Linked DNA regions of Mus musculus: all the other regions are linked to region 2. Evidence: chromatin loops called from intact Hi-C (ENCODE). Cell type or tissue: left cerebral cortex. All regions are shown on one strand.

Region 1 (8,000 bases), 98 kb before region 2:
AGTCCACGTTCTTTTTCATGACCTCCGTTGCTAAGAGGATATGAAACGTTACACATTACAGTTATTTTGTCACCATAAACTATTTTTTGGTGCTATATGTTACTTACAGAGACACTAACAGAACTTTCAAGAGGAAACTACGAGGCTTCAGGATAGTTGTATGACCACAACACATCAGACATCTTGCATGACACATGAAAGACCTCGGATCTAGAGAGCTTCTTTCCTAACAACTGAATTTGACATCCTGGGTTACAGTTCAGCTTAATCCTAGGCTAGGAAGATAACCCAAGGAATTTACATCGGTCAGAGAATGCCGTCCACCAGGTCGCAGCAATGCTAAGGTCAGCATAGTGATTTCCAGTGAGACTCATCGTGTGTGTGTGTGTGTGTGTGTGTGTGTGTGTGTGTGAGTGTGTGTGTGTGTGTGAGTGTGTGTGTGTGTGAGAGTGTGTGTGTGTGAGTGTGTGTGAGTATGTGTGAGTGTGTGTGTGTGAGAGTGTGTGTGAGTGTGTGTGTGTGAGTGTATGTGAGTGTGTGTGTGTGAGAGTGTATGTGAGTGTGTGTGAGTGTGTGTGAGTGTGTGTATGTGAGTGTGTAAGTGTGTGTGAGTGTGTGTGTGAGAGTGTGTGTGCGTGTGTGTGTGAGTGTGTGTGTGTGCGTGTGTGTGTGTGTGTGTGTGTGTGTGTGTGTGTGTGTGTGTGTGCATGCCCAGGCATCTGTATATAGACAGATGGAGACACATGCATTTTCAAAATCATTGTGAGTTCTGTGTGAGATGGAAGGAGCACTTCACACTTGCACCTTTTTCCAAAGGGTTCTTTTCAGATCCACCCTAGAATCTTCTACCCACAGAAATGGAAATGGAGTGAATTTATGCGAGGCCTCACTTTTAGAAACTAACCCACTTTCTCTGAGCTTGCACTGAAAGTAGCTTCCCTCCCAGTCTACTCTTTCAATGTTTGAGCAGCCCTCTAGAACAAGGACATTTCCCACAAGGTTTATGGTGTCTACGCTCATGTAGCTTGGCCAGCAAAGGCAGACTCTTGCCGGTTGCTCTTTCTCTAGGTCTTTGTCATCTTTGCACTGTGCTTCCTTGTGTCGCTGGGACAAACACCATGACCAAAGCAACTTAGAGGAAGGTGTGTGTGGCTCACCCTTCCAGTTCATACTCTGCCGGATGGAATTTGGGACATGAACACAAGCAGGCACTAAGAGGGAAGTCTGGGAAATATATCACACAGCATTACCTCTGACCCAGGAACTCACTCACAGCCAAAGAAGTGCAGTGGCAACCACAGGGGGGTGCTGCTTGCTGGTACGCAGGCTCACACTTAGCTAGGGTAGCTGTCTGAGGCAGTTCAAGGCTACTTGCTTAGGGAATGCTGCCACCCACTGTGGGCTGAGCCATCTTGCATCAGTTAATAACCAAGACAATGCCCTCAGGTGGGTCTGATCTAGGCAATGCCTCAGTTGAGAATCCCTTCTCAGATGACTCTAATCTGTGTTAAATTGATGGCTGAAGTTAACTAGGACAAGCCAGCTATGTACAATGTGGAAATTCAGAAACACAAAATTAAAAAGGGAAGGCATGTATGGAGGATGGGAGTGGGAAGGAAGGAAATTAAGGAAGGGATGGAGAGGAAAAGGGGGAGAGAGGAGGAAACGGCATAAGCAGTTAACGTATCAGTATTTTGTTGTTCTAGCTGAAACTGGATCGTTTTATAGGCGTGACCTTCTTTTCCCACCAAACGCATAGTTCTTGGTTCAATTCATGATCCCAGTGGTAGCAGAACATGGAGGTCATAAAGGAGAACAGAAGCCGGCTTGGCAGGTGAGGGTTTGCCACAGGCAGCTCTTGCTGTGTAACAGACCCAGCACCCTCCAGCACCGCCCACTTAGTCTCTCTTGGTCTCTGAACACCAGAAGTACAAACTTAGTAGGGTGTTTACAAAATTGCTACCCAGAGGCCTTCCAGGCTGCACTCATCTTGGGTCCTCCTGAAAATGTAGATTGTTCTCGAACTCGGGTTCTTCCGGGTGCATAACTGAACTCCCCCATCCTCTTCTTTACTGTCTAGGAACAAACTCCACCCCTTAGCTCTCCTTAGGTGCCTCTTAGTCTTGCTGTGTGTGCCCTCCTCTGGGCCTTTACAAACTCTGAACTTCACTCAAGTTCTGGCTGTCTCTTGCAAGGAGGACATCAGGCTATTTTAAGCATTTAATTGAGTAGCCTCACTCCACTCGAGGCCGTGATCTTTTCTTAAAGTCAGCCAATTCAGATCTTCACTGACATCTGCAAAATATCTTCCGGGTTGTCTGGTTTAATATCTTAGTAGCCTAGAGGATGTGTGTGTCTGCCCGGCAGCACAAATCTTGGTGATTACTTTCTGATTCTTCCTACCATCAGAGCGTCTTCAAAAGGCTTCAGGGAGTACCAAGCAAAGACGGCTAGGACCCTTCTCTCTTCTCAGACTGAATGTAGGGCTCCTGAGCCATCATAGGTTGAAGGCCCTTTGGTGGAAAACAGTTCCCAACTCCAAAGGAACCTTCACCCAGGTGCAAAGCTTTTCCGGGTGCAGACAAGCTGACGTGGGCAGGAAGATGACAAAGAATGAGCTAGAGAAGTGGATCCTCACATGTGGATTGCCCAGGCTGAGGAAGCATGGCAGACGACCGAGGACCAGCAGGAAGGAGGTGAAAGGAAGATGCCCCTAAGGACAGGAAAATCCAGATCGATGGGAAGGGAAAGAACAAGAGGGGACAAGAGAATCCAGCCACTGCCTGAAGTGCAGGGTGCAGCCATGAGTTTTGCCATTGCATTCTGACTGTAGACACGAGGCATACCTACTTCCAGCAAGTCCTTTGACATGTGTGCAGGTGGCCCAGTGCCATGGTTTCAACATTCAGTCCCCGGCTAGTGGCATTCTCTTGGGAATCTGTGGGAACTTATGAATAGCAGGAAGGGGCACAGGCAGGGCTTGAGGACGACAAGCTGATCAGTCCCAACAGGGTGCACTGAAACGGAAACCACCACACAGACCCAGCCACTTTAGCTGCCATGGTTCCTTGGCACGACAGACTGTATTCTCTGAACTGTAAGCCAGAGTAGAGTCTGCCTCCCGCAAGGTGCTTTTGTCGGGTATTCTGTCACAGAAGCGAAAACCAGTGTCCCCCCACCCCCAGCTTGAGCACAGTGCTCCTGAAGACTCGGGCTCCTGGGCTCATCCCAGTGCCTGGCCCCACTAAGAGTGAGACCAGGAAGACATCCTGACAGCACAGGGTGAGAGGGAGCAGCCACAGCATGGAAGTCTGAGTTCTGGTGGAGCTGGGGGTTTACTTTGGATGTGTAGAAAGTCATGAGGCTCTATGGGTGGAGGGCAACTTGGAGCAGCAATAGGCAATGAAACCTCTCCAGAGGGCTACAGTGGTACACCACAGGTTAGAGGCGAAAACAAAGACCAACACTAAAGCAGAGCTAGAGCTAAGGAAGGACAGAAGCAGCTGAGGAGAGGCAGGTGGTAAGGAACTGAGGTCAGGGCTCGGCCACAGGCAGCCTTGGTCTGCCTGCTGCCTGTGTCCTTGCTGTATGTGCCTTGACCTCTAAATATATTCACATACCAGGGCCTTGTGACCATAAAATAGTCATCCCAGGTTCTTTGGTGGAAGACGGCAGTTTTCAAAGTCTGAAGGCCCTCTGAGAGCTAGACTGTTCGCATTGTTTTCGATCTTCACCGAAATGTCTTCTTGGAATTTCTGGGCATGTCTCTAAGGTGAGCCTTCCCCACCTGCATCTCACCTACAAGAAGCTGGAGTTTGTCTTTTGGAGCTGGGCTTGTCTCGGGCTACTGCTTCCTGGAAGAAACCAGAGGGAGAGATCGGATCTACCTAATGTCACCAGGGGGACAGTAAATCCACTCTCTACTATCTGTGTGACACAGCTTCCGTTACCTTCTGTGCCCAGGGCTCAGACAACTCAACATTTCTTGAGCAGCCCCCTTCCCTGACACTTCTATTACCCAGAGACTGATACTGGACTGTGCTGTGTATCTTGAACACTGGGAGGCTCATCTGTCCACCCAAAGCACCATTCTGACCACACCATTAGAAACTGGAGAAAGAAGCCTTTCTGTGCACACAGATAGACCACCCCATACAGTGAACCCAGACAGCATCTTAGAGGAGCAAGCTTGGGGATGTCTCCCTGAATTCTTTTACCTGCATGCACTTGACAGGAAGATCTCCACCCTCTCAGATGCTTCCAAGCCATGGTGCTCGGTTGCATGGTGTCCCTCCCCCCTCCCAAGGAAGCTTTGTTCTTTGTGAGAAATTGATTCCTAAGATCCAGGAGCACTCTGTACAAACTTCTCCATTTGTCATAGCTTTCATCTCCAGGGACAAGTCAGGTTCAGCTGTCCATGACGTGCAGACTCCCACAGCCTGGGCACACCCCTCCTCTCAGAGTTCAGACTCTGAACGCTTCACCTCCAATATTGGGCGTGGGTGAGTGGGAGGTTACTGGAGTCAGATAGACTCACAAGAGTAGATCCTCATAGTGGGATTCATAACCATATGAGTTTTTCCATGCATGCACCAAGGCCATGTGAAGACACAGGGAGGAGGTGGCTTCTTTCTCCTTGGACTTCCCAGCCTCTGGGACCATGAGAAACAGACTCCTCTTTGGTCTTCATGGAGAGTCCACAGTTTGTGCAGCTCACACACACAGAGTCACATGCCAAGGATGCATCCTCTACAGCCTTCCTCTGCATCAGGAACACACTTCCCACTCCCGGCTGTCCAGCTCTGGGCTGGCTCCAAATCTCCCTCATATTCTCCATGCAGAAACTACACCTCTTCCAGAGACTCCATCTCCCACCCAGCCCTCTCTCCAACCCACAGCTCCTGAGGGCAAAAACAGCATGTCATCAAAAGTAGATAATAGTGCTAGCTTCAGCTCTCGCCTCAGAGAAGGGGCTCAGTACACACCTACTGAACCCCAAAGAGAAACCAGCAATAGTCACCTCACTTCCATCCCCCCATGCCCAGGCCTGCTCGCTGCCATTTTTTTTTTGGAAATAAGAAGTAGGGTACCAGCAAACCAAAGGGTTGTTCTGCTCCTACTGTGGGCTTTTCAGAGAACACCAGACCACTTCAGCTCCGAGCTCGGGAGAGTTCTGCTGATTTTAAACACTCCCTTACCCAACCCAGCTCTCTCCTAACGCAACCACGAGCCCCAACACACATATACAGAAAGAGAAAGAGACACAAGCAAAAAATGAACACACCATACACGGAGGAGAAAGGAACAGAAAAATAGACATACATGCATGGACATGCACTCATGCACACACACACACACACACACACACACACACACACGAGCATACGTTACATTCACATAACCATACACACTTCATTGGGAGGCAGACACTGAAGTTTTCCCAATATCTGGACATCTGCTTCAAGCTCCACCATGGCTATTTATAACTCTAACACATCAGACCACCCCAGGCCTTCTCATGGGGATGGAAAACGTTATGTAGGGCAATAGGCCTCCCCTTGTATCTGGCACTGACCTCAGGTGAACCCAAGCAGGACATAGCCTGGCTTTAGCTCACGCATGGCCGAGTCCACAACAGCCCACATTTGTCACAGCTGACTTGTTGGCAAGGTGCCAACTCAGCCGATGGCTGCTTCAGTACCAGGAAGCCACGAGAAAGGGTGTGGAGCCACACAGGTGATTACCAGGAAGCCGCTGAGTGCTTGGTGCTCTCTGGAGTTCGACAACACAACGCAACTCTGCTCTGAAGACATCCCACTTCCTCTCCAGTTCCTAAGGTCCAGCGGTGGCTGGCACCCCGACTGATGCTCCACAGAGCTGCCTCAAACCTGTCATGCCCAGTAGGTGGGATGCAAGCTGAGGGCATAGCCAGCACCTTGTTCCTACTTCCAGCCCTCCCTACTCACTCGGCTCATTTCCTTGGCTGCGCATAACCCAGTCAGGTATTTTATTGACTTACGTGGCAGACTTTTGTCTTTCTCGGTTGTTCCAAATCATAATAAAGGGATAGAGGCAGGCCCAAGAAATGATCGGTGCACAGCCCCTGCCTTCAGGAGGCTCACAGTCCAGTGACAAACGCTGAGGTGTGTGGCCCTGCCAGGTGAAATGAGAACTGTGTACATGGGGAACATCGCAGAAGACCGCTTCTTCATCACCAGAGCTTAGAGATGACGCTCCTCGCAGCCATGTCTGTCTTCTTTCCCATCCTGCTCCTCTCTCTCTACCACGTACATGCCCCCTTCCCTCCCTCTGCAATTCAGTGATGGACAGAGTTGATTAGAACCCTGGGTGTGGTGACAGAATCTCAGATGAGCAAACGCAACCTCCTGAGAAACAACGAGGCTTCCTGGTGTCTACTGCCAGGCCTGGCTGCTGAAGATGTCTGTCACCTGAGTCTTCCCTGGCTTCTTCCCACAACGCTTCGCTGGCTTAGGTCAGGGGTCAAGTGACCTGCCACAGCCATGTCTACACATCCACCATTGCCTTCAATTCATCTAACATCTTGCTTGGCTCAAAACACTGCTAAATAAATCATTGCAAGCCCTAGCAGTGATTTGCTTGGAATTTCAAATCACAGTCTGAGGGAAAGGGGTTGAAAATGAGCATATTTATAAGCAATGCTTATTAGCCCAGCTCCTCTCTGGAGAAGGTAATTCTTTTATATATAAAAAATGCCATAAACGAAGCAATAATCATGCAGGGATGTGACATTATAACTCCACACCCAGGAATAATTCAATTATCCTCAAAGGCTAGTTATTCTGAAGGTGGCATTTTGACGTGTGTGTATCTTCCCTGGGGCCTCCAGTGCTCAATGCCAAACACTGTTTTTATAGTGCCTGCTGACAGCACGCTGAACAGGTTTCCACAAAACAGCCTCAACCCCGGAGGAAACCCTTCAACCACGGCTCCTCCGCGGTGCACTTTCAGACTCCAGTCCCTGTAGCTTTCCTTGAAGACACTCATGGTCCGTGGCTTTGCTTTTGTTGTTTACTTCTCTGGGTCATGTTTTATCTTTTCAACAGGTCCAGCAAATTAAGTGTATGAACTCCTGGCATGCATGCAGGAAAGAGACAGACAAGGCACACCCACTTTGGTTTGTAATAGAACCCTAGCAGTCTATCAGATTCACAGAGGCGAGTATCTGAATCTCACAGTCCCAGGAAGTGCGGGCTCCCAGGCAAAGCAGGGAGACTCTGGTCTCACGGGATGCTGACTGCTGAACATGCCAGGGTTGAGCCAAACACCGAGGAGTCTTCTGAAAGAAAGAGCAAGTTCGGCCTATCCATTTCTCTTAGTGGCCTGCAGCCTGACCAGTATTTAATGCCCCTCATTCATTCACACTGTGTTGGTGAGCAGAAAAAAACTATCTCGGCTCTTTCCCCTGTTCTTGGGAAGCAAATTGTTCCTGGGGATTTTATATGGAGCGCTGTATTTCTGTGGGAACATAGCAAACGGTTAGGTGAGCGTAAGAGGCAGGTCCTGAATCACTGATGGGTGTATTTTGTAGATTTGAGCAGCCATGGGGGAGGAAGATCACTCTGGCTTGGAGTAGAGTTATCAGGAGAGATATCTGAGGAAAATAAGGGCCAGTGGGTGAAGTCTCCTGCCTCAGAGTTGTGTTATTATAGCCAAGTCATTTCTCAAATCAAGCTTTGGTGTATTTATTTGGTGTTTGTCTGCAGTCCATTTTCAAAGCAACAAACCTGCAGGCATAGTCCATGGACCAGCCAGGTGCCAACGCTGTAATAAAACCGTGGCATATAACTCTAGGGCTAAGCACTTTGAAACAGGACTAAGGAAGGTGAAAATGTTAGGTTTCTCTGACCGGGGCCTACCCATAGAGATAGACAGTGAGCTAGCCACTCACTGGTGTGCACGCGTGGAAAAGACAAGCCATGTGCGCTTGTGTTCTATAGCAGCTAAGTTGGCTGCCCCTA
Region 2 (8,000 bases):
CATGGGTAAAGTAAAAGGCTAGCTAATGAGACAAGATTTCAACAGGATCACTTCCTCCATGGCCACGGGCAGGTGAGGAATGCCTCCTAACACGGCTCTTCTGAGAAGAACTCCATGTTCAGGAAAGATGGTGCCCAGCACACGGGGAGCTATTCTGCTCCTGTGGACCTCCTGTGCCCAGAGCACCATAGACCACGGAAGTCCTGAGACACAATGTTCTCCTTAGCATCATCCAAACCAGATTTGCCTTGTGGAGGAACAGAGGGCGGGTAAAAGAGAGGATTAAGACGTTCAAAGTGATGCATATAAAGCTGATTGACATCAGCCCAAAACGCTAGAGATTCACAGCCATGGCACCATTGCCATCTATGCATGGGCATAAGCTACCATGAGATCACCACCGGAAGCTACAGACACTGCAGCCTCCCTGTGGGAAAGCCTCTTTGAGCCAAATAGTAATGAGCAGACACTCCACCCACCTCCGAGGAGAAGGTTAGATCGAGCGTATTAGCCAAGAGCTGTCAGAGGATAGGATCAGAGCTCATGGAGACAACAGTGAGAGACATGCTACAGGCATGGCTCTGTGAGGGAGGCTGTGAGTCTGGCCAGGCAAGTGATGCACACATCACAGCAGCCTGAACTGTAGCACATGGTGGGGCTTCCACTCGGCAGCAGAGATGCTTCTCCCAGGGAAGTTTCAGCTTTTAGGAATTCAGATCATCCAAGTTATCTCAGACAGCGAGGAAAGACCCCCAAGTATGGCAAAAAGCCTACGACAGACAAACGGTTACAGTAAATTAAAAGGCAGAGAGACAACCAATACAGTGAAGAACACTGTGTGTGGGGGTGTGTGTGTGCATTATATATCTGCTAAAAGGTTGACATCTGGAATATCTAAGAGGGCAAAAAGGATGATTAAACCTGGAGATATGGCCCAGTTATTAAAGTGCCTGCGACACAAATATAAGGACCTGAGTTCAGATCCCAGAGCCCACATCAAATCCTGGCATGGTGATTCATGCTACAATTCCAGCTCTGGGCAATGAGGACTGGCAGATTTCTGGAACTCACTGACCAGTCGTCATGACACAAACTTATCTGGGTTCAGTAAGAGACCTTGTCTCAGAAACAGCAACAAGGACAGGGATGGGGGAAAGACATCCAACCTCTAGCCTCAAGTATATGAGCTCACACACACACACACACACACACACACACGAACACATATAGGTATTTGAACATACATACACAGACACAGGTACATGAACACACACACACACACACACACACACACACTATTTTTAAAACAGCAAAAACCTAAACTGGTTATTTAAAAGAAGGAAAAAGACCAAAGCGGTGGAGAAGCTGATGAAATTCTAAGCCTACCTGGTCGCTCACAAGCAACACAAATGCAAATCAGAAACATAAGGAGGAACCATCTCACTCCTGTTACAATGGTGGCTACAGAAAAAGACAGAAGAGCGGTGCTGAAGAGGACTTGAGGCAGCTAAGCAGCCTCAGAAAGCCTCATTCCGCAGGAATGTAAATTAGCACAGCTATTATAGGACACAGTATGGAGGGAGGCTCCTTTAAAATTAAGAACAGGCGACCATATGATTCAGAAATCCCCCTACTGGGTACATATACCAAACCCTCGCCTCCTAAAGAGGAGGTCTCCAAAGATGGCAGGAAGATGGTAAGGGTCCGCTCTGCTCAGCTCCATACGCTGCCAATAGCGTCAGATAGTCTGAGCCACTGCCTCTGCCAACACGGTTAGATCTGCTGGCTCACATGCCCAAGTGGCAGCGCAGCTTGTGTGACAGCCTGGACCTGTTGCAGAGCCCTTCTTGTTCTAGTCCCCACTTGGAGCTCCCAGCTTTATTGCTGGGTGGCCCAGAGTGGCCCAGCCAAATGGGAATGCACTGCTTTTAAAGTCTGCAAGGGCTCACTGAGCACTGGTCTCAGGAGGTTGTAGGAGGAGCTTATACAGCAACTCGTCCTTTACCTCAGGAAGGATGGCTTGGTGCCTGCCCTGTACTGTACCGCCAGAACCCTAGGTATTTCCTTAAGCCTGTTGGGGCTTCTCTTCCATACTCTGTCATGCAAGGCCTAAAATAGCTGCTACTTCTTGCTCAACTCATCCAATCAGGATGTCCTGCGGACATGCAGGGTGATGTCTGCCCATCCGTCCTGCAGGCCGGTGTGCAACACTGGAGCAGGTGTGATCCTAAGGTCAGCTAGTGAGGGTGAATTGATGACCTTGCTAGCAGGAAGCAGGCTGAGCCCCAGCCTGCTGGAGAAGAGCAATTCCAGATCGGCCGCCCACCAGGATGGGTAATAATCTGCTCCTGAGCACAAGCTGAAGTCACATCTGGAACAGCAGCTGCAACAGGACAAGCCAAACATGTGCACCGGAAGGGTGCATGTGTCGGGGAGGCCCACTCCTGCCTCTTTCGAGTCCTGCAGGTGGAGCAAACCCTGCAGTCTCTCCAGGAATGTGACATGTGTATAGGTGATAGTTCCAGCAGCTCCCACTTAGCCTTACTGACCATAATAGCCCTTCCTCTGTGGGTTGGGCACCTGGCACAGAGCTTCTGCATAACTGGCCTATGTAACGAGCCTAGCTTATGACAGCTACAGATTTTACCAGCAACAAAGCAAGACGTCTAAACCCATCCCAACACATACTGCCCAGACTGCTATCTTGTGATGTGAAGGATGCACATCTTTTGAGATATGGGCTACTCCCTCACAGGGCACACTTGGCACCTGACCCTTGCCATGGCTTTAGCAGGGGGTCAGGAGGCAGAGGAAGAAAATCCTAAGAAGAAGCGGCAGCAGTGCATGCTAGGGACCAGTGCAGCCTCTCTGGCGAGGTTGGAGAAGCCTCAGATGGAGCAGAAGGCTGCTTCTACCCGCAAAGACAGCAGGAGGTTGGCAGGCTTCTTAAGTACCTGCTCCAATGTCCTTACTGTGGTCAGGTTGTACTTTAACAAGAGAACACATAGCACCAGGCAGTTTCTGCATAGGAAGCAGCTCTTTTCTTACTGCCCCCAGACAATGGGAAGTATAAGGTCAGACCAACTGAACCAGTTGCCTGCTAGAACTGCCCTCAGCTCCAAGGTGGATCCTCCATAAGCAAAGAGCACTGTATCTCACAAGGCAGCAGGAGAGAACTGACTCTCAATAGACATGCTTTGACTTTCACATACACACCATGGCTCTGAGTGTTCTCGCTCTCTCTTCTCTCTCTCTCTCTCTCTCTCTCTCTCTCTCTCTCTCTCTCTCTCTCTCTCTCTCTCTCTCGCTCTCTCGCTCTCTCGCTCTCCCTCTCCCTCTCCCTCCCTCTCTCTCTCTCTCTCTCCCTCTCTCACTTGCTCGCTAGCTCTCCCTCTCGCTTGCTCTCCCTCTCGCTCTTGCTCCCTCCCTCTCAAATAAATGTTTTTAAGTAATAGAATTCAGAAAACAAAATAAAAGCAAGTGCTTCCTAGGAAGGGTCAATGGACGACGATGTGCCTGGTGATCGTACCATATAACCCACATCACGGTGATCTACATAGGATGCTCTCCAAGGACCAACTCTGCAAACCACACAGCCGAGGAAGGACCAACAGGCTGACATGTGGCTGAGAAGAAGCCAGACAACTCAAGCTGACTCATACAGACGCTCGGGTATTTTTTTTTTAAATCCACACACAGCCACCTACGCTATTTTAATTTAAAATTTTTTACCCAAGTTCTTTGGAAATAGAATTTTCATGAAATCCCACATGTCTAAAAAGATTTCCAGTTCCCTCATCTGATTCCCCAGACCTTCCAGCTCCTGTGCCTCCCTCCCAGTGCAGAGCATTTTCCAAGCTTTGGTGTATAAAATACAAACACTGCTTTAAGCTGAAATCTAATCGATCTCCTCTTAGTCGAAACACAAAAATCAAATTCTCATCTCAGAAGGTTTTTTTTTTCCAAAGCAACTGCAGCTTTTTTTTTTTTTTTTTTAATTCTGAGAGACAGAAGAGAAACGAAGCTCTGGCCACAGGCTCAGTTCTCTGACTTCCTCACGCTCCGGTCTCATTGTTCCCAGGGTGGCTGGCAAGTGGGAAGAGGTCAGGACTGTCAGTCAGGATATCTTCATGTAACCCACCATCCTCCCAGGAATGGGCCAATCCCACTACCTGCTTCTCTGGGAAGGATGGAGTCAGAACTCAGGTCTCTGAGACCTGAGGTACCACAGTTGTGCTGTGACCTCAATGTGCCTTTGCCCCACGCCAAAGACAATCTACAAATCAAAGGCTCTTCTGCAGTGATGACCCCTCAATTCCCATCTTTCTCACTAGAATAAGGATATCTGGTCTTCCGATCAGAAAACGACCTTATCCAGAGTGCCCAGCACTAAGACATGGCCTGTCTGATTGAACCAGATTAACAGAGCCAGCTTTGTAAGACTTGTGAATCATTTGTCCCGACTTGGTCTCAGTTTAGAAGCCCTTCAGTGCTGTGTGTTCTTGATAATGTCTTTCACCTAGTGTCTCATCAGTCTATAAAGCCCAGGTTGCTCCCCTTGTCCCTGGCCTCAAAGCCCGCCCAGCCTCTGAGTGGCTGTTTCTGACTCCAGCTTGGGATGGGCTACAGAGAGATCTCGTAAATGTAATGCATGAATAAATTCCTGCCAAACTTCAGGGACTAGTACCCACCCCCTTCCCTTCTGTGCCTGAACGAGTTCCTTTCTACCCTGGTGACAGCCCACATGCCTCCAAAATGGCCCACATCAAACACTGGAGACGGGCCCCTGGAGTGGATCTGTGGGGGTGGTTGAAGCCTTCCCCTGTGTCCTGGTCAGACTGTGATATTGTGGGGGAAGCAGTCTATTACATCCACCAGCAGGAAACTGATCTGCGCAGCCTCTGTGCTCAGCTCGCTCGCTGTCCCAGGCCTGGAGAACAGAGTCACCCAGAACTAGCCATGAAGTCCACAGCCATATTGTGCGGGACACTGATGAGGCTGCAGCTTTGAAAATCAGATTTCTCGGCAGCCTCTATGCAATGTTGTGCCGGTAGGTGTGTATCAGCAGGCTTCAGAAAAACTAACACGTGAGCATCCCTGAGTCAAAGGCCAAGAGATCCTCTGCATAGTAGCCATGTGATACATTCTACATGGTTCTTACGGCATATGCTGTGGCACATATATAATCCTAGTACTTACCCTGTAAGATGGGAGGTGGAGGCAGGAGAATCCTTAGAAGCTCGGAACCAGCTAGCCTGGGGTACACATTGGTTAAAAAAAGAGGCCCAGTCTCAGACAAGGTAGAAGGAAGGTGAGGACCAGCACCCTCTCACGTCCACACGGATGCTGGGATGAATGAGTGTGTGCATTCACACACATGCATGTGCACATATATTACACACACACATACAACACACACCACATACATACACAACACACAGAACATACACACACCCAGACACAATACACACATACACTACACACACACACATACAACACACACATATGCACACACCACATACACACACACACTACACACAAACATACACCACACATACAACACATACATATATAACTCACACATATTCACACACACTCACACATACTACACATACACATCACACACATGCCACACCACACACAAAATGAACAGTAGAACTTTCCTCATTTGCAAACATTTGTACAGTATCTATAGTGACTTATATAACAGTTTTCAAACACCAATGAATTGGCCCTTGGGGTGTGTGTGTGTGTGTGTGTGTGTGTGTGTAATTCACAGTGTAAAAAGCATATAAATGACACCCACATTTATTTTACATTTTTAACCAATTTCTTATGTTTATTACATTTATTTGGAGAAAACAGCAGCACAGGACTCAGGCCATGGCATACACAGAGGTCAGAGGACAACTTTCAGAGTTGATGCTTTCCTTCCTACCTGGGTCTCTAAAAACAAACTCGGTCTGGTGTAAGCACCTTTGCCTCCTGAGCCATCTTCTTGGTGCCATTATTGAACTTTTCTATCACTTTTAAAATCTAGACCAGGGTTTCTCTACTTTAGCATTATTGGAATTCTAGTGTAACAATTAGATGACAAACATGGATGTGTCTTTTCCTGGGAGCCAGGGGGGGCGGGATACAGGTTGCCCTATGTGCTGGGGAGATACACGTTGCCCTCCATATTGTGGGATGGTTACCTTTACCCCTGGCTATTATTCCTTAGATGCCAACACCTGAGCCCGGGTGTTTATGACCCTCAGAAGTGTCTCCAGATATTGTCAAGTATCTCCTGGAGGCAAAATCTGCCCAGCTCAGAACATCTAGAAAGAACAGAGCAACAAATCAAACCTGGCCTAGCTGTTCTCTACTCTTCCTGGTTTATACACTCCCACCACAGCCAGTTTCCAACTATCAAAGTAGTACCACAAACACAAACTGAGAGAGAGAGAGAGAGAGAGAGAGAGAGAGAGAGAGAGAGAGAGAGAGGGAGAGAGAGAGAGAGAGAGAACATGTGTTCACACCACACAGACATGAGATGGTATGTTCACACTGCACATACATGAGATGCTGTGTTCACATCACACAGGCATGAGATGGTGTGTTCACATCATACAGACATGAGATGGTGTGTTCACATTGCACAGGCATGAGATGGCGTGTTCACACCACACAGATATGAGATGATGTGCTCACACCACACAGGCATGAGATGGTGTGTTCACATCACACAGGCATGAGACACTGTTTATATCGCACAGGCATGAGATGGTGTGTTCACACTGCACAGAGATGGTATGTTCACACCACACAGACATGAGATGGTGTGTTCACACTGCACAGAGATGGTATGTTCACACCACACAGACATGAGATGGTATGTTTACACCACACAGACATAAGATGGTGTATTCACATGGCACAGGCATTAGATGGTATGTTCACACTGCACAGACATGAGATGGTGTGTTCACACCACACAGACATGAGATATATGCTTACACCACACAGACACAGCTGATGGAAATGACCCTGAGGCTCTGGTACAGGTCCTTGCCTAGCACTGACAAGGTCACAGATTCTACCACCAGCACTGCCTAAGTCAGGCCTGTGGTGCCAGCACTCAGAAGGCAGAGGCAGAAGGAAGTTCAAGGTCATGCTCACCCACAAAGTAAATGTGAGGCCAGCTTGGGATGCTTAAAACCCTGTCTCAAGTTTTTAACAACAGAAACATTGGCACATTAAACAAGGAGAAAGTGGTATTTTGAATATTATGCCCTAGCTTTTTTTATATTTTTAATGTAGGAGTTCACAGAACTTAATTATAAAATGGATGCATTTAACACGTGCCTCCTAAAATTGCCAAAACTTTAAGGTTGGCTTTGGAAAGTCAGCATGGATGACCCCAGCTCTCTCTGCTTCTCTGCAGCCAGGAGCCTCGGGATTGGAACAAAATGGTCACTGTGTGTCTTAGCCAGCACACGTCAAGCAGGACGTGTGTGTGTGTGTGTGTGTGTGTGTGTGTTATGTGTGTGTTTGTGATGTGTTTGTAGGTGTTATGTGTGTGTGTGTGAGAGAGAGAGAGAGAGATGTGTGTAGTGTATATGTGTGTGTTAGGTATGTGGTAGGTATATATATATATATACACACAAACACACACACACACACACACACACACACACACACGGTTATGAGTCAGCCTGCCAGTAGGCTACTGAAGCCAGCAATGCACAGCAGGCAATAATCCCTCCAAGGAGCCCCTGGGAAGCCACTGTGAGAGGCTGTGAAAGTGAAGCCCAAGTTACAGAGGAGAGACCACAGGACGTTAGAGAAACTGGGATACCAGGAAAGCTGCAGGCCCTGAGTGGAGCCTGACCAAGAGAGAAGCTGCTTGCTACAGGTAGCAGCTGGGTCCACAGCTCTTAGGAGCCCAGATGATTCCATGGTGTGCCCCAGATGCCTGACACAGTGCTGCAGGAGTCGATGCTTGCCCTGCTGGGCTT
Region 3 (8,000 bases), 110 kb before region 2:
GGCAGCTAGGGTCCGGCTCCATCTCTTCCGCCTCGCCGCGAAGCTGATCACTGTGTCGCCTCGGTTCTCCAGCGCGCGGCGCTGCGCCCGCTTTTATCCAGAGACGCGTCGCTTCGTGCGCTGACAGCGCGGCTCAGCCCGTGGGGCTGGAACCGAGTAGCATTCGTTGAATCTGCGGCTTTCATGACGTCTCCCTGCAAGGTCTATCACTTTGCTCCTAAACGAGGATTTATTCCCTCTGCCACTCAAGGCTGTCCCCCAGTTTCCTCGCAACCGGGCTTCCTCCTCAGTCCCTGCCCACACGCGCACTCCTCTGCCCCGCGGTGGCCCCAGCGCCCAGCCCTCCAGCCAGAGGGAGCCAGTCACCAGACGGCAGCACCTGGCTGGAGAGGTTGGGCGGGCCGAGGGTGGGGATCCGCGGGAACCGGCGAGTCGGAGCTGGAGCAGGAGCTGGACCCAACCGCTAGCAGCAGAATGGAGTCTCCTGAAAGCCTGCCGGGGCTGATGTGAAATTGGACCATCTGCTTCCAGTTGGTCTGTTTCCTCCTTTTCTTGTATTTTCTTCCCTCGCCATTCACCGTGGAGTGAATTATTGAATCTTGCTCCGTTCCGAGAGAGGCGATCAGGATGGAGTGAACCTACCCTGTCCACTACAAGGTAAGCAGTGCGTTTGAGTTGCTGAAAGCGAGGAGCTGGCATGGATCCCAGACAGATGTTCCGTGTCCTAGGATCCTCGAGCCTTCGGGTCCTGGCTGCCAGGTCCCCAGCCCCACTGTGGCTGCTTGCATTCCCTACTCAGCGGAGACATGATGCTGAAGTCCACCAGAGGCAGGAAAAGCTGCCTTTGGTTACATAACCAAAAGGAAATGTGTCTCATAGGGTTTTCATTAGCTGCTTAAAAACTCGCCTGGGTGGGTGGCGGGAGGAGGGGTCTGCCTGCCCTGGGCGCTAGAGAATGGGTCAGTTACTGTGGACCTTGCTCCAGCACCTCTAGTGAAGATCAAACATACAGATGATCCCGCAGGCAGGGGCGGCTGGTGGGGTAGGCAGGGAGAGTTAGGAAAAGCCCATTGTCTTGGTGGAAAGCGGTAGCCTTGTTCTGTTTGGGCATAAAGAGGAGAGGATGCGAAGGAGGAAAAGTGAGCAGAAGGGCGAAATGAACCTGAGACAGGGGAGGACTTCTCATAGTCTTCATCAGTAAACCCGAGATGTGCCGTGCTGATGAAAGACAAGGACTAAGTAAACTAACTGAAAGCAGGGAACACCAGGGTCACACGAAGTGTTTATGGCATTTAGGGGCTAGATGAATCTGCTAACTTAGCTTCTCTCTGGATATGTGTTCATTTGTATCAAGACGTTAAGCTTGGGTTAGTTTTTTAACTGAAATGGTATTCTTATTCCCCACGCCTAATAAGCCCTGGGTGGATCCACAGGTATATATACAGGGTTCAATATGGAGAGAATATTAGAGGGGGAACAGATCTACATAGAAAAGGTCACAGAAACAACCTGAGCTTATTGAAAAGGAAATAACAGAATTTTCCAAACAACCCCTTCTTCACCTCTACTTCCCCCAAAAGGAGAGGACTGAGAGGGGGGAACCCTCCAGTGTCTGGGAGTTTGCAATTCATTATAGCTTCAGTGTGCTCCCAACTGCTTTCTCCAAAGTCTCCGGGTCCTGGGGAGCTCTCAGGTACCGTGTGCTATGCACTTCCGTTCAAGCACTAATGCCCTGGCTAGCTTTCTTTTGGTAAAAAATAAATAAATAAATAAAAATGGAGAAGGACAATGTCCGAGAAAGTGGGCTTGCTACAATCAGGGCTGAGCTAACTAAGCTTCGCCCATTTTGCCTGGAGAAGGAAGGCGCTGAGTCTCCATGGCGACCCAGGTGGGAGGAGACATAGCAGCTCCAGCGACAGGAAAAACCGTTGGACAAAACTTTCTTGGCTCCAGGCAAAAAAATGCCCACCGTGTGCCCTAAGGGTATCCTAGGGTATCAGCTGGGTCCAGCTCCCTAAGAGTGATCCACGAGAGGGCACTTATATCCTGTCAGGCTCTCCTCCAACATGGCAAAGTTTCCGTAGATGCCATTCTGAGCAGGTTCTGGTTTCAGCACCAAGGCCAGAGCAAGGTGCAGCGAGTTCATGTCCCTGATAGGATGGCTGCCCCTAGCAAACTCTAGATCTTGTGGTCTTGGGAAGGCAATCTCTATCTATCAAATTCCCTGTTCGTGCTGAATTCGGGTGTCAGATTATCCATGGAATTATGTGGCACACAGGAGTTAGCAAATCAACCATTTCATGCATGATGGTGCATCAGAGTAACTGCTCAAAATAAACACTGAAACCGCAAAAGATCAAAGCTGACCTGAGAACATAGAAAATATCCCTCCTCGAGGAAAGGAAACACGCACGCACAAGCGCGTGTGTGACACACACACACACACACACACACACACACACACACACACACACACGTGTGCTCGAGTGAGATCAGATCCCGAGGAAAACAGTTGAATTTGAACCAAGTATCTGACTCACAGAAAACGTTCACAGGCTCCTGCCTCTCTCACACCCTTCTGTAACTTTCTTTTGGACATAGATTTTGGGAAAGTGCCATGATAGCATCCTGACCAGTAAGAGACCAGCCAACCAACTCCTGCCTAGGGTCCCAAGATCCAAGAGAGTAGAGAAACAGTTTGCCCTTCATCCAGACTTGGCTGGGTCCTCAGCACCATGAGGAGCAAGAGTTAGGGAGGCAGAAGCCGGCTGTGAGCTCCTCTAGTCAGCTTATGAGCACGGTAACTGGCTTCCACGATTGCAGACACAGTGAGGGGGGAGGAATCCTTCCCAGTAATATAAACAAAGGAGAACCTGTGCTGGGGGAGTCTTAGCATTCAAGTTCATCTGGACATTGATTCAGGTGAGTACCAGGATCCACTCCACCTTACCTTGCTAGACATTGGTTTGCTTTGCTTTTTTTTTTTTCCTTCACAGGCCATGGCCCCCGTCAGTTTTAGCTGATTAAACACAGTGCCAGCTACTGCATATCAAGTAAAAAGCCTTGAGCGGTGGCATCCGGATGCAGTGGGTGCAGGTTTCAATTAGTACGGAATCAACAAGGTTTAGGGAGTCGAATGTCAGCAGCACTTCTAAGGAAATCCTCTCTTGAGGACACATCTGTGTGTGAGATCTTAAGTTGGTACTGACTTGTAACGTGGTATAAAACTGGGCTTTCCAACACAGTGGACATGTTGATGTTTCCTAAAGAGCATGCATGCAGAGTGTTTGGGACGTGGTTAAAGCAATATGTATATAGCTGTTAGATTTTTAACTCGTCTCTAGCTGGTGAAGTTAGAGCTGTGTGTTCTGAACACGGGGAAGGGGGTGAGGGATTATACTGGCTTTTGAATTTTGAATCCTGATGGCTGTTGACAAGTTTGTCCATGTTTTAATTTATACGGCTTGCTATCTGAAATAGAAGTGATGTGTAGAATATTTTGGGACTTAAACAAGCTGTACTCTGGCTTTGATCCATCTGCTGTTACCAACAGAAGGAAAGTGGAGATTAGAGGCATGCAGCAGCAGAGGCTGTTGGATAAAGTGGCCTGTCTGTGGGATTTAAAGTTCAGATTCTCTCATAAACTTTAGAAGAGAAGGCTATCTAGAAGCAAGATTAGGAAACTGCTCTATCTTTAGTTCCAGTGGATTCTGTGTGGTAATCAATTGATTTCTCACCTAATAGCCTTTAGTCACAGAGGATTCCATGCTTATAGATTCGGTCCTAATTTTCCAAACTACAACTTGCTTCCTTCCTGGTGGCTTATCACTGAGTAAAGTGCCATTGTGCCTTCTGGGGTCGACAGCACACTCCAGATCAACGGTTTACCCATTGCACATAAGATGAGTTAAGGAGAGCAACTCCATAAGATCTGTCCCTGCACGCAGGTCTCATTCTCATTCTCATAATTTTCAAAAATTACACAGATGCCTTAGCTTCATATCTCTGAGACATCAGCAAGCAGCACATTTGTGTCTATGGCCCAAGTCTTTACTGGGTCTGTAGGACTCACATAGATGGTTTCCTTTGAGCTAGGCAAATGTGTTGTCCTGTCCCTCTGTCCCTCTGTCCCTCTGTCCCTCTCTCCCTCTCTCGCTCTCTCTCTCTTTACATCTCTCCCTCTTTACCTCTCTCCCTCTTTACCTCTCTCCCTCTTACAAACCCTTTCTAATTTACAGAGTGTTTATAAATGGAAAAGCAGCTTTAGAATAAACAGCAGGAAGGCCCATTGGCTATTAAAACATGTGAATAAACCCTAATCGAACCTTAGCACCATCCCCCGATGTTTACAAATAGAAAAAAAACGAGTCTGCCTTCCAGGATTCCGTGCTGATGGGAACCAGCACAAAGGGAAGCTCGGCCTAAGCCAGATCAGAACAAAACCTCACCCTCACTCAAATACAACAGAAGTAACATGTGGGCTGGAAAGGAGAGCAGGCCAAGGAAGAGGCGAGGAGGAGGAGAAGGGGAAGGAGAGCAGAAAGAGGCAGGTTTTGTTTTCCTCCGAAGGATCATTCTTTCTAAATCACATTTGTGATAGTTTGTATGAGAACTTTACGCCTGGTGGAATATTAATTCAGATTTAGAACTTAATGGGTTCGTACCTGTGATCTCCTCGGTTTGTAATAATTGTCACGTAAGTGCCAAAAGAGAATTAATTCATCCTAGAGTTTTACCAAACTATGAAATTTGTATTAACAGGAAAGTAGGAATTGGCTGCTACGCTGAGAACGGATCAGAATGCTTCCAAAGCCTTAGGAGCTCCATGCTAGCTGCCATTTCCATTCGTGGCAGTTGAAGTATTTGAGAATCTAGCAAAACAGCACACAGCCATTTGGTATAAAATATATTTTGAATAATGATGAACAGTTGCTTCTAGAAATAACTAGGATCCATTACAGAAGGGGTCATGGCAATCGCACTTAATAGGCTAATGGGATTCAAGGTTTATCCTTACACTGCCTAAAATATGCACCTGATTGATATCATTCAGCAGCATTAATTAATGGTAACATTACATGCCTTTGATATCTTTAAATGTGTCCTAATCTATAGCCTCCATCCAGTCACACCCCAAACCAATTATATGCATCTGCTTATTAATATATAGTTATTTAAACCTCCAGAGAATTACTTTACTCAGTGATCAGTGTTCAAATAGCCATTTGAATTGGTACACTGTTAAAAATTCAGGAAGACTATCTACCGACTTTACTAACTGCTGTACAGAAAGTGAATGCTGAGTTTTATCCACATGGTTTGATTTGATTCACCTCTATGCAGATTCATCCAGGTTGGGCAGAGGTCCTTAACCCTTTCCTCTCCGCTACTCAGCTTTGATCCAGGACCACAAACTATGAAATGATGATATGTCTACTGAACAAATTTTAGCTAAGTCTCCTCCCCCACAGGGTCCAATCCTTAGCCACAGAGATACCATTTCTGGTGTCAGATCTTAACAAAAGGACTGGCAGGGACATACGTGCATGAAAAGATCCCCATGCAGTGGCTGCTGAGTGGAGCCTGAGAGCAGTTAGGCACCATGCGGGAAACACATCCGCAGGTTTAGGTTAAATCTTGGTTCTATTCTCTTTAAACTTACAGGCATCTATTTTTTCCCTGTGCAACATGAGAACTGGCTTGTTTGTTTGTTTGTTTGTTTGCATTTCTTTCGTGTCATTCAGCAGGAATTCCTGTATGTGTGCTGCAGCTTGCTTGACAGGTGATTTGTTCCTTGGTTAAGAGCCCTGGCTCTGGAGTCTCATAAATGTATTTAGATAGAGGTCTAAGTGTATTAGTCTCTTCTCTCTGGGTTCAGTGGAGTCACAGCAGCTGTAAAACAAAGGCTCGCTACTCCCTTGAGCCTCCCTTGCTGGCTAGCAGAGGCTCTGCCCCTGTGTCTTCTTCATTCAGAGATCCAAGCTGAAGGACCAGTTTGGTCTGGAACACTCTGTTCCCAGGCAAGGGAAAGAAGAATGTCAGCTAAGCCACACAGTTGCCAGTGGCTGATGGGATGGAAATGTGGCTTACCTCTACAGTGAGATAACGCAAGCCATTCAGCAATGATGATATCATAGACTTCATTTTCTTCCAGGGCAGAAAGTTTGATGGCAATAATACTCAGGGAACAGAGGCAAGTAGATCTCTATGAGTTCAAGGCCAGTCAGGTTTGTTTAAGTAGCTTCAGGATGTCTGGGGCTACATGATGAGACCCAGTCTAAAATAAGATGTAAAGAGAAAAACAGCATAGCAGGTGGATAACTAGAGACAATGAAATAATCTATTATACTAGCTGCAGCAACTTTGTGCCTTAGCTTTCCAATCTATTCAATGGAAATAATGAAACCAGGAGCTCCACAGGATGTCAGGAGGACCAGCCTACAGTACACACACAGGAATGTCAGCGGGACCAGCCTACAGTGCACACACAGGGATGTCAGAGGGACCAGCCTACAGTGCATAGCTCTGAGCAACACCCAGCAAGCCAGAAGCATATTATAAGTAGCAGGCACTGCTGGGTCTTTGTCCTCAGTGAGGCTGAGTGTTGTGTTGCAGTCACAGTCGTTAGACAAAGGCTTTCTATACTTTTGGCTACTCTGGTCTGGATACTAACATTTGTCTTGGGCCTTTCAGAACAGCATGCATCCACACAAGTTCTGCTGGAGTGTGTTGCTCTGTTTTATTCATCATGCTATTATTGTTAATTTCTCAATAATGTATAAAGAAAATGTTATTGTTGGTGCGCGTGTAAACAACAAAGCATATACAACATTTGATACTGTGATCTGAGGTACTTACCAGGTATCTCGTATTAGGCCCCCCATAGAGTAAAGGGACCACTATCATTGCATAACTGCTACAACATAAAATCCCCAAGTGAAGCAATTTAACCAAATAGAAGGTTTTTCTCACTACTGTACTCGGGCTTTGCTGATGCTACCTGGAGACCCAGACGAATGAACACTATTACGTTGAAGCACGAGTTCCATGTCCTCCCAAGTGTTAATACCAGCTAGCAAACAAGAGTGAGGAAAGGCCTTTGTTTCTGCTTGTCTTTTAAAGCCACACCTAACTTCAGGGAGACCTAACAATCAGAGCTTAACCCTGCCCAGGACAAAGGTCTACAGATCGCACGTGGGAGATTTCAGCATATATACCATTATAGATGTATGATATAGCTAATATGAGTTAGGAATAAGAAAAGAGGGGTAGATGAGATATCCCAACCATACAAAGGTTGTGTGGGGTGTGGGTTAGAAGTTGGTGGCACCCTTAAGCCATTCTTGGATGAATGTATTATTTAAAATAAACTCGTTGGGATCTCTTGACTTCTGGAGTGGGTGTAGATGATGCTTAACAAAAGAGGTGCAAATTCATATGATTTGACTTCTGCTTGCTGAATTGCCAGAGTAGAGGCAAAGCAGAGCCCACTTCACAGCCCTTGCTCAGGAGTGGCTTTCTAATCCTGACAATTACACCCACACTGTGTCTGAGCATGCTGGAGAATTAGATGCTGTCTCCCAGCACTGGGTGCTCACTGTTGACTAGCAATTTGCGTTTTGTTTGGTATCACATAGCTGTCTATAGGTTAGACACTTGCTGTGAGCTTGGGTTGATCCTGCCTAACAATAGTCCATGTTCTCCTGGAAACAAATCATTCACTTTATAAAGGATATTTCAGAGCCTCTGCCTGTCTGCCTCCAGGAGAGCAGGTACCCTTAGGGACTGAGTTCTCCACCTTCCCCATAGAAGCACAGGGCGGGGTTAGTGCTGAGGCAAGGAGTGGAGTCAGTGCTGTGGGAGAACAAGGGAGGGAGAAGTGCCAGGACATGTGGAGAAGGCTGAAAGGCAGAGCTGGAAGAATCAAGGTGGCGACTGCGATGTTTCCATCTCTCTCACATAGTTTCTCCTCCCCAAACTCTTGTGTCAGAGTGACAGAC

Evidence for each region. A loop is a pair of places that touch in the nucleus more often than their neighbours do. Peaks named below come from ENCODE experiments on the same cell type or tissue, not always from the same donor. Only the 100,000 strongest peaks of a DNase experiment are listed, where the experiment ranks them.
Region 1: it touches region 2 in a loop (4-fold over the local background); 5 of 42 quality-filtered maps call a loop at or near these places.
Region 3: a loop joins it to region 2, with 8 times the contacts of the local background. A loop is called at or near these places in 5 of 42 quality-filtered maps.

Annotation. Positions count from the first base shown.
Region 1 is chr16:94,977,358-94,985,357 of GRCm38, reverse strand. The region is part of intron 1 of Kcnj6 (potassium inwardly-rectifying channel, subfamily J, member 6); the gene reads left to right. Among named protein-coding and RNA genes, the nearest start is that of Kcnj6, 16 kb to the left of the region's middle. In left cerebral cortex, no CTCF peak of the experiment used is centred here; DNase peaks (open chromatin) are centred at 880 and 4,785.
Region 2 is chr16:94,879,046-94,887,045 of GRCm38, reverse strand. The region is part of intron 2 of Kcnj6 (potassium inwardly-rectifying channel, subfamily J, member 6); the gene reads left to right. Among named protein-coding and RNA genes, the nearest start is that of Kcnj6, 110 kb to the left of the region's middle. In left cerebral cortex, no CTCF peak of the experiment used is centred here; DNase peaks (open chromatin) are centred at 2,632, 2,947, 3,686, 4,735 and 2 more places; H3K27ac peaks cover 3,775 bases.
Region 3 is chr16:94,989,844-94,997,843 of GRCm38, reverse strand. It overlaps Kcnj6 (potassium inwardly-rectifying channel, subfamily J, member 6), which reads left to right and starts at 148. Exons shown (of 4, transcript NM_010606.2): 1 at 148-657. In left cerebral cortex, a CTCF peak has its summit at 75; DNase peaks (open chromatin) are centred at 2,666, 3,418, 4,474, 7,531 and 3 more places; H3K4me3 peaks cover 4,374 bases; H3K27ac peaks cover 3,306 bases.